Linked DNA regions of Homo sapiens: region 2 is linked to region 1. A link is a loop called in an ENCODE intact Hi-C map of the cell type or tissue named here. Cell type or tissue: breast epithelium. All regions are shown on one strand. Links, peaks and the distances in the headings refer to the core of each region. The heading gives the core; the rest is flanking DNA. Region 1 overlaps CDR2 (cerebellar degeneration related protein 2). Region 2 has its middle 42 kb from the start of LINC02890.

Region 1 (4,396 bases), core at 169-4,168:
AATTTGAGAAAGTGATAAAAGATTTACATATTCACCTATCCTAAAGGCTAGAGCTTTGAGTAAAAACATTAGAATACAGGGATGGAGGCCCTCTAGGGCATATGCTAACAAGCTAACTTATATCAAACAAAAATTTGCCATCTCAATTTGGTATTCAGTTGGATTTGGATATATTAGGATTACCTGTCAGTCACAGTTCAACTAGTTCAGATATAACAAAACTCAAGGACTTGGAGTATTGGTTAATGACATTTCTTTTGGATTAGACCCCTGCTTTCTCTCGAACATTCTTCGTAATGAATTCACAGTATTCAAACTGTTTGCAAAGATATTTGAGTTTGACAGCCTTCTGACTTTCATCGTTTTGAGAAGTTGCGCAAGGAAGCAATAGGAATTGCCTTAGCTTTGTTCTAACTCGACCCTTTTCCCCCATACTGTAGTAACTCCAGGCCTACTTCTCCAGAAGTATAGCTCTTCCCTCCACTGGTCCTTTTCAGGAACTGAAGTCTAATCAGCGCGCCAGCCAGAGGCCAGTTTGTCATGGGATTTCCTGGGGAGCTTAAATGGAAGTGGATCAGAGAACTGATACCACTAGCCACCTCCTTTCCTCGTTGTATGCATTTGCTAAATAAGCAAAGCAATGAGGCAAACGTCATGAGTAACATTAGGCTTCAGAGTCTACAAACACTTGTCTGAATGGGAGAGAGAGGCGATAGGCAATAGGCAAATTAGTAGTAGAGCTAGAGGTTCAATTAAGAATGAGAGGAGAGTGATCGGTATTTTGTTCTCTGTTCATCTATTTCCTGCTTAGTTTTCTTGATGCAACTAAAGATCTCCTTAAACAACGCTTTGTATTCTGGAGGTGTTGTAGGGGAACTCACGGGCTCTGGGTTGACAGAGGCCAGTTCCCAGCCGCTGGCAACAGGCTCAGACTGGGCGTTCACTCCAGTCAGGTCCTTGGCTGCAGCCCTGGAGGTCTGCACAGCCTTGTGTGACAGGGAGTCCTGTTCCTCTTGGCACTTCTTCAGCAACTCTTCATACTTCACCTTCAGGGCGCTGTACTGCGTGTCCACTTCGTGCAGAAGGGAGATGCCCCTCTGTTTCACAGCCTTGGCCCTCCTGATGCAGGTCTCCTCGTGGCCCTTCACGATGTCACTCCCTGCCAAGCTGCTGAGGATCGTCTCACTGCTGCTGCGCTTGAGAGGCTTTCTATGTGATTCCGGCACAGTCAGGAACATCTCTTCCAGCAGGCTCTGGCTGGGCTCTTTGAAAGGAACATACAGAGAGTCTGGCACCAGCTTCTCAACTCCATTCACAAATGGATGCTCTGACTGCAACATCTGTCGCATCTCTGCCACCTCGGCCTCTAGTTCCAGCGCCCGTGCTCGGTAGGCACCTGTGGCCCCCAGCTGCTGCTCCAGTTCACTGTTCTCCTTTAACACGAGCCCATATTCCTCCTCCATAGTCACCCGCTTCTGCCGCTCCAGGCTCAGCTGGGCCTGCAACATTGTCACTGTTTTTTTCAAGTGCTCATTTTCCTCTTCATCAGGGCTTGGCTGACCTTGCAAGGAAGTGATCTTCTCAGCGAACACATGATCATACACGAAGTGTCTAGGGAAAAAAATATTGAAAGAATATATTACACAGGTCCACTGAAAATGACGAGAGGAAGACTGGTGATTTTTTTTCAACTAAATAAATTTGAGGAGCTGTGACAGTGACTAATTTTTTTTTCTTTTTTTTTGAGACGGAGTCTCACTTTGTCGCCAGGCTGGAGTGCAGTGAAGCGATCTCAGCTCATTGCAACCTCAGCCTCCCAGGTTCAAGCGATTCTCCTGCCTCAGCCTCCCGAGTAACTGGGATTTTAGACATGCGCCACCACGCCCAGCTAATTTTGTATTTTTAGTAGAGACGGGGTTTCTCCATGTTGGTCAGGCTGGTCTCGAACTCCCAACCTCAGGTGATCCTCCTGCCTTAGCCTCCCAAAGTGCTGGGATTACAGACGTAAGCCACCACACCCGGCCAACAGTGATTGGTTTTTAGCCACACTTGGAGCAGTGGCTAAAATGGAATTGTGTGAGGCTGGTAAATAAACACATGAAAGCAAACTCAATTTTTGTGACAAATCTTTTTTTAATGTTAAAAGTACTAGAGAACATCTATTCTAGCAGTATGACAATGACCTCACAAGGGAAACCTTAAAAAGTACTGGTGCCTGGGTCCCAACCCACAGATTCCAACCTAGTTGGTCTGCTACCTGGCCTGAGGGTTTCTAAAGGCTCTCCAAATGATTCATAATATGTAACTACGATTGAATCACTACAGCAAATTACTGTTGCTGTGGTGATTTTTAACCAGGAATGTTCATCAGAATTGCCTGGGCAGCTTTTTACCCGCACCTAGAAATTCTGATTTAGGCCTGAGGAAATGTGTTGGTATTTGCATTTTGAAAAACCCCACAGGTGATCTGATGTACAGCCAAGGTTGAGACCCACCAAATGAACCACCTGGTTTCTCCTGCTCAGTCTGAAGCACCTTGACTATTTATTTGTGTTTTTATTTGCTTATCTGCCGTTCCGTTAGACTGAAAGCTCACAGGGGTAGAAACTATTTTGCTCGCCAACCCTTGGGTCTAGCATACAGCTTGCCACACAAGTGTTCCATAAATACTTCTTAAAGATTCAGACTTATAACTCTAAATTATAAAGGTACTTCTTTAAGCAAAAAATCTCCTGTTCGCTTGAATTTTTGTTTTACCAGTATTTCTGTTTTTCTTCACTCTAATGTAAAACACAACTCCCAAATCTAGTCTATCAGAATTCATCTTAAACTATGATTTAATACATTAAAAACACTGAAATAAGTGTTCCAAGACTTTCAAAATGAGAACTACTAATATCTAAGAACTCTGTAATTTATATGTTTAAGTGATTTTGTTCAAACCAATGGTAGCTTAATAGCTAAGTGACTTTTCTTAAAATGGTACTTTCAATCTACTGGAAATCAGAATGTGCCAATGACATGAGACAGTCCCTGCTGTAACTCCACAGAAAGGCAGGCTCTTACTGGCGGAGGTCATACAGCTCCTTCAGACATGCAAAGCTGGGTGCCGGTTTCTCCTGGTCACACTTTCCCGGGCTCCTTCTCCCTTGGCCAGATGACTTCAGCTCCTCCACTTGGCTCTGGAGGTGATCAATGTTGGTTTGCAGGCATTCAATCGTTTCAGTCAGGCTGTGAGGAACAGACAGAAGCCACTGCTGCTTGTCATATTGAATCAAGGGCAAAAGCGGTGAGGAGAGATTAGGTGCAAACCACTCACACTGGGCTTTCTTAATTGGAAAGGATGTCTATTTAATCTCCATTCTCCAAAAAGAATTAAATTAAACCTTATCCCATATTGACCCAAACCCACTGCAGCCATGTTCTATTCTAGTTTATACTAAAGAACTTCCCCCTAGTCCTTCCTTGTCAGATTCTAGAAAATTTACCTCAGAATCTTTTGCTGTGAGGCCTTGCTGTCAGCAACTAGCTTTTGATTTGTTTCTTCCAGTTCCCTTGCTGTGACGTCTAATTGTTCATAAACCTTTGCATGTTGTTCGTTCATCTGCCGTAGAAGTTCCACTTGCTTCGTCAGATACTGTAAGAGAAGATCAGGACCAGGTGACACAAACAGATAAGATACCTGCTGTTTCTTGGCTGGCTGCGGTGGCTCACGCCTGTAATCCCAGCACTTTGGGAGGCCAAGACGTGTGGATCACCTGAGGTTAGGAATTCGAGACCAGCCTGACCAACATGCTGAAACCCCGTCTCCACTAAAAATACAAAAATTAGCCAGGTGTGGTGGCACACGCCTGTAATCCCAGCTACTTGGGAGGCTGAGGCAGGAAAATTGCTTGAACCTGGAAGACAGAGGTTGCAATGAGCCGAGATGGCGCCATTGCACTCCAGCCTGGGCAACAAGAATGAAACTCCATCTCAAAAAAAAAAAAAAGATACCTGCTGTTCTGCTGTTCCAACACCAATTCTCCGATTGTCAGCACCAACTCTTGTTGGGGTGGGGCTGACATAGAGTCTCCATCTCTGGGCTCACTGGCCTCCCAGCACTGCCCAGAAGCTCCTTTAGACCCATTTCAGTTTTCTCCAGGTCTTCTCTCACATCAGCATGATTGATTCAATTATTGGCCATTGGTGACTGAACTCAAGCTCCAACCCTTCCCTCTATCCAGAGGTTGTGGGGCTGGGACTGATAGATCTAACCCTCTAATCATGTGGTTGCCTTCTCTGGTGACCAGACCTCAACCTATCAGGAAATTCCAAGGGTTTTAGGAGTTCTATGCCAGAAACCAGGGACAAAGACCAAATATATAATTTTTATTATACCACAATACCATATGTT
Region 2 (4,396 bases), core at 136-4,135, 310 kb after region 1:
TAGAGTCACTAACCATGACCAAGGAGGATTTAGCCTAGGAATGCAAAGACGTTTGTTTTTCAAATCATTTTATTAAAAAAAAAATAATAAAATCTTATAGGTTACAGTGACACTTTTTGTACCCCTCCTGGGTTTTCTTCTCTTCCTTTTTCCATCCCCTATAAATTGCAAAAACCAGAGATAAGGACTATTTTGAAGTTGGTATTTATCTTTCCAATATATGTTTCATATCCCTACCACTTTTATAAGTATCCATCAATATTTAGCTACATATTATCTTGTATGTTCTTTAAAATTCCATAACTGGTTTTATTCTAGGTGTGTTCCTGTGGAACTGGCTTTTGTTCATTTAGCCTTCTGTTTTTGAGATTATCCATGTTGATACAAGTAGATCTAGCTCATTCATTGTATAAATGTACTGGTGGGGCATGGTGGCTCATGCCTGTAATCCCAGCACTTTGGGAGGCGGAGGTGGGTGGATCACATGAGGTCAGGAGTTCGAGACCAGCCTGACCAACATGGTGAAGCCCTGACTCTACTAAAAATACAAAATTTAGCCGGGAGTGATGGTGCGTGCCTTAGTCCCAGCTACTCGGGAGGCTGAGACAGGAGAATCGCTTGAACCCGGGAGGCAGAGGTTGCAGTGAGCCAAGATCATGCCTTTGCACTCCAGCCTGGGCAACAGAGCAAGATTCCATCTCAAAAAAAAAAAAGTGCCATTATTTATAATTTTTTACATGTAGACTGAATGTTTGTGTCCCTTGTCCCCCAAATTGAAATGTTGAAATCCTAACTCCCGATTTGATAGTATTAGAAGGTAGATCCTTTGGGAAGTGATTAGGTCACGAGGGTGAAGCCTCATGAATGGAGTTAGTGCCATTACACAAACAGCCCCTGGGAGCTTTCTTTCCCTCATTCCCCCATGTAAGGATACAGCAAGAAGGTAGCCACCCGCAATCCGGAAGAGAGCCCTTACCAGAACCCGACCATGCTGGCACCCTGATCTCAGACTTCCAGCCCCCAGAACCGTGAGCAATACATTTCTGTTGTTTATAAGCTACCCAGTTTATGATATTTTGTTATAGCAGCCTGAACTAAGACAAATTTGGGTTGTTTTATTTTTTTCGGTAGCTATTATAAACAATGCTATAACAAACACGGTGCACATTTTTTACACTGCCATGTGTGAATAAGGTTGTGGCAGTTTACTGTCCTATCAACAGAGTGTGAGAGTTCTGTATTCCACATTCTTGCTAACTCTTGTGTGGGATGCGATTTTATTCCCATTTTTATTTGCATTTCCCTGATTACTAGTGAGGTGGAAATTTTTCCAGTGTTTACTGATCTGGAGTACTTCCCATATTCAGAATTGTCTGTCTGTATCCATTGTCTAATTTATACTAGATTTTAAAAAAATCCCTTTCCTATTGATTTGTAGGATTTCTTTTTATATTCTCAATGCCGACCCAGGACTGTTTAATAACAGGAAATCTATTAATGTATTCTATCAAAAGAAGAGATAAAAATTCTGTATGATTTAGTCAATAAGTACCAAAAGGCATTCAATAGGCCTGATATCCATTCCTGATAAAAAAGCTCTTTGAAAATTTGAGATAGAAATGTGATAAAAATATCTCTTTTAAATCAAAGTACACATCAGGCTTGAAGAAACATCAGATATCTTCCTATTAGAGACAAGAAATGTTCACTGTTATGGATTGAATTGCATTTCCACAAAATTCCTTTTTTTTTTTTTTTTTTTTGAGACAGAGTCTCACTCTGTCACCTTAGCTGGAGTGCAGTGGTGCGATCTAGGGTCACTGCAACTTTCGCCTCCTGGGTTCAGGTGATTCTCCTGCCTCAGCCTCCCGAGTAGCTGGGATTACAGGTGCTTGCCATCACGCCCAGCTAATTTTTGTATTTTTAGTAGAGACGGGGTTTAGCCATGTTGGCCAGGGTGGTCTTGAACTCCTGACCTCAGGTGATCTACCCGCCTCGGCCTCCCGAAGGGCTGGGATTACAGGTGTGAGCCACGACACCCGACCCATTTCTCCAAAATTCTTATGTTGAAGTCCTAACCCCAAATGCCTCTGAATATGTCTAGAGACATTACCTTTAAGGAGGTAAATATGTTGAAGTGAGGTCGTTATGGTGGGTACTAATCCTATATAACTGATGTCCTTATAAAAAGAGAAAATAAGAACACTGACATGTACAGAGGCAAGACCATGTGAAGACACAGGGAGAAGATGGCCATCTGTAAGCCAAGGAGAGAGGCCTCAGAAGAAACAGACCCTGCTGACACCTTGATGTTAAGCTTCTAGCTTCTAGAACCAGGAGAAAATAAATTTCTGTTGTGTAAGCCACCTGGTTGTGGTACTTCATTAGGAAGCCCTAGTCAACTAATATCCTTTCATTTACTGATCTAAGTGTGCTGTGATTTTTTTTTTCTTTTGACACAGGGTCTTGCTCTGTCACCCAGGCTGGAGTGCAGTGGCATGATCTCCACTCACCGCAGCCTCAGCTTCCCAGGTTCAAGTGATCCTCCCACCTCAGCCTCCTGAGTAGCTGAGATTACAGGTGCACACCACTATACCCAGCTATTTTTTATTTTTTAAGAGATGAGGCCTCACTATATTGCTCAGGCTGGTCTTGAATTCCTGGGCTCAAGTGATCCTCCCGCCTCAGTCTCCCAAAGTGCCAGGATTACAGGCCTGAGCCCCCATTCCTGGCCTGCTGTGAAGTTTTTGACCAATGGTGTAAGTGAGAAATAAGAGACAGAACTATGAGAATGAAAGAAACCAATTTATCATTTATAAGTGACATGATTATATGATAAGAATTATAACAATCTCAATAAGACAGTTCAGGAAAGTGGTCAGATGTGAGATAAACCTCTGAAAATCAGTAACAAATAAGGAAACGATTATTAAAAGTATTTTGTGCAATAGCAATGAAAAAATAAAATAACCAGTCTGTATGTAACATAAGATGTACATGAGGAAAAACTATAAAAATTTACAGAGCAATACAGATGGTTTAAATAAATAAAGAGAGGTTTCAGTTGCTTGCATTGGAACCTAAAGAGTTTAGAGATTTAAATTCTTCCAAAATTAGCTGACAGACTCAACATATGGAATTTACAGTTTTTAGTAGCTTAATAAAATAATCCTGTGGTTCAATTAGAACAATTTGAGAAAGGTGGGAACATGAGATATAATGACTTATTTCAAAGCTCTAACAATTAAAACAAGGTGGGATGGCTAAAAATTCAAAGCCAGGGAAATGGAACAGATACCTAACCACGTGTTACTTTATTATTATTGTTATTATTATTATTATTTTGAGACAGAGTCTCACTCTGTCGCCCAGACTGGAGTGCAGTGGTATGATCTCGGCTCACTGCAACCTCCACCTCCTGGGTTCAAGCGATTCTCCTGCCTCAGCTTCCCGCGTAGCTGGGACTACAGGCATGCACCATCACACCCGGCTACTTTTTGTATTTTTGATAGAGACGGGGTTTAACCATGTTGGCCAGTGTGGTCTTGAACTCCTGACCTCAAGTAATCTGCCCACCTCAGCCTCCCAAAATGCTGGGATTACAGGCATGAGCCACCGTGCCTCACCACGATGTTACTTTACCTATTAGCAAAAGTAGTAAATAAGGAATAAATAACGCAAAGATAATGTTTTATTATTATTATTATTATTGAGACAGGATCTCACTCTGTCACCCAGACTGGAGTGCAGTGCAGATCATGGTTCAACGCAGCCTCAATTTCCTTGTGTTCAGCCTCCCAAGTAGCTGGGACTTCTAGTTCTAGATCCCTGAGGAATCGCCACACTGACTTCCACAATGGTTGAACTAGTTTACAGTCCCACCAACAGTGTAAAAGTGTTCCTATTTCTCCACATCCTCTCCAGCACCTGTTGTTTCCTGACTTTTTAATGATTGCCATTCTAACTGGTGTGAGATGATATCTCATAGTGGTTTTGATTTGCATTTCTCTGATGGCCAGTGATGATGAGCATTTTTTCATGTGTTTTTTGGCTGCATAAATGTCTTCTTTTGAGAAGTGTCTGTTCATGTCCTTCGCCCACTTTTTGATGGGGTTGTTTGTTTTTTTCTTGTAAATTTGTTTGAGTTCATTGTAGATTCTGGATATTAGCCCTTTGTCAGATGAGTAGGTTGCAAAAATTTTCTCCCATGTTGTAGGTTGCCTGTTCACTCTGATGGTAGACCCAGACATCCCATTACTGGGTATATACCCAAATGACTATAAATCATGCTGCTATAAAGACACATGCACACGTATGTTTATTGAGGCATTATTCACAATAGCAAAGACTTGGAACCAACCCAAATGTCCAACAATGATAGACTGGATTAAGAAAA

Evidence for each region. Peaks named below come from ENCODE experiments on the same cell type or tissue, not always from the same donor. Only the 100,000 strongest peaks of a DNase experiment are listed, where the experiment ranks them.
Region 2: it touches region 1 in a loop (11-fold over the local background); 1 of 110 quality-filtered maps calls a loop at or near these places.

What each region holds. Positions count from the first base shown.
Region 1 is chr16:22,346,213-22,350,608 of GRCh38, forward strand. It overlaps CDR2 (cerebellar degeneration related protein 2), which reads right to left. Exons shown (of 5, transcript NM_001802.2): 3 at 3,489-3,637; 4 at 3,067-3,231; 5 at 1-1,611. The coding sequence ends at 753. Among named protein-coding and RNA genes, the nearest start is that of CDR2, 26 kb to the right of the region's middle. RefSeq lists an enhancer at 665-1,165. In breast epithelium, for the core only: no CTCF peak of the experiment used is centred there; a DNase peak (open chromatin) is centred at 2,258; H3K27ac peaks cover 1,977 bases.
Region 2 is chr16:22,653,163-22,657,558 of GRCh38, forward strand. No RefSeq gene overlaps it. Among named protein-coding and RNA genes, the nearest start is that of LINC02890, 42 kb to the left of the region's middle. In breast epithelium, for the core only: no CTCF peak of the experiment used is centred there; no DNase peak of the experiment used is centred there.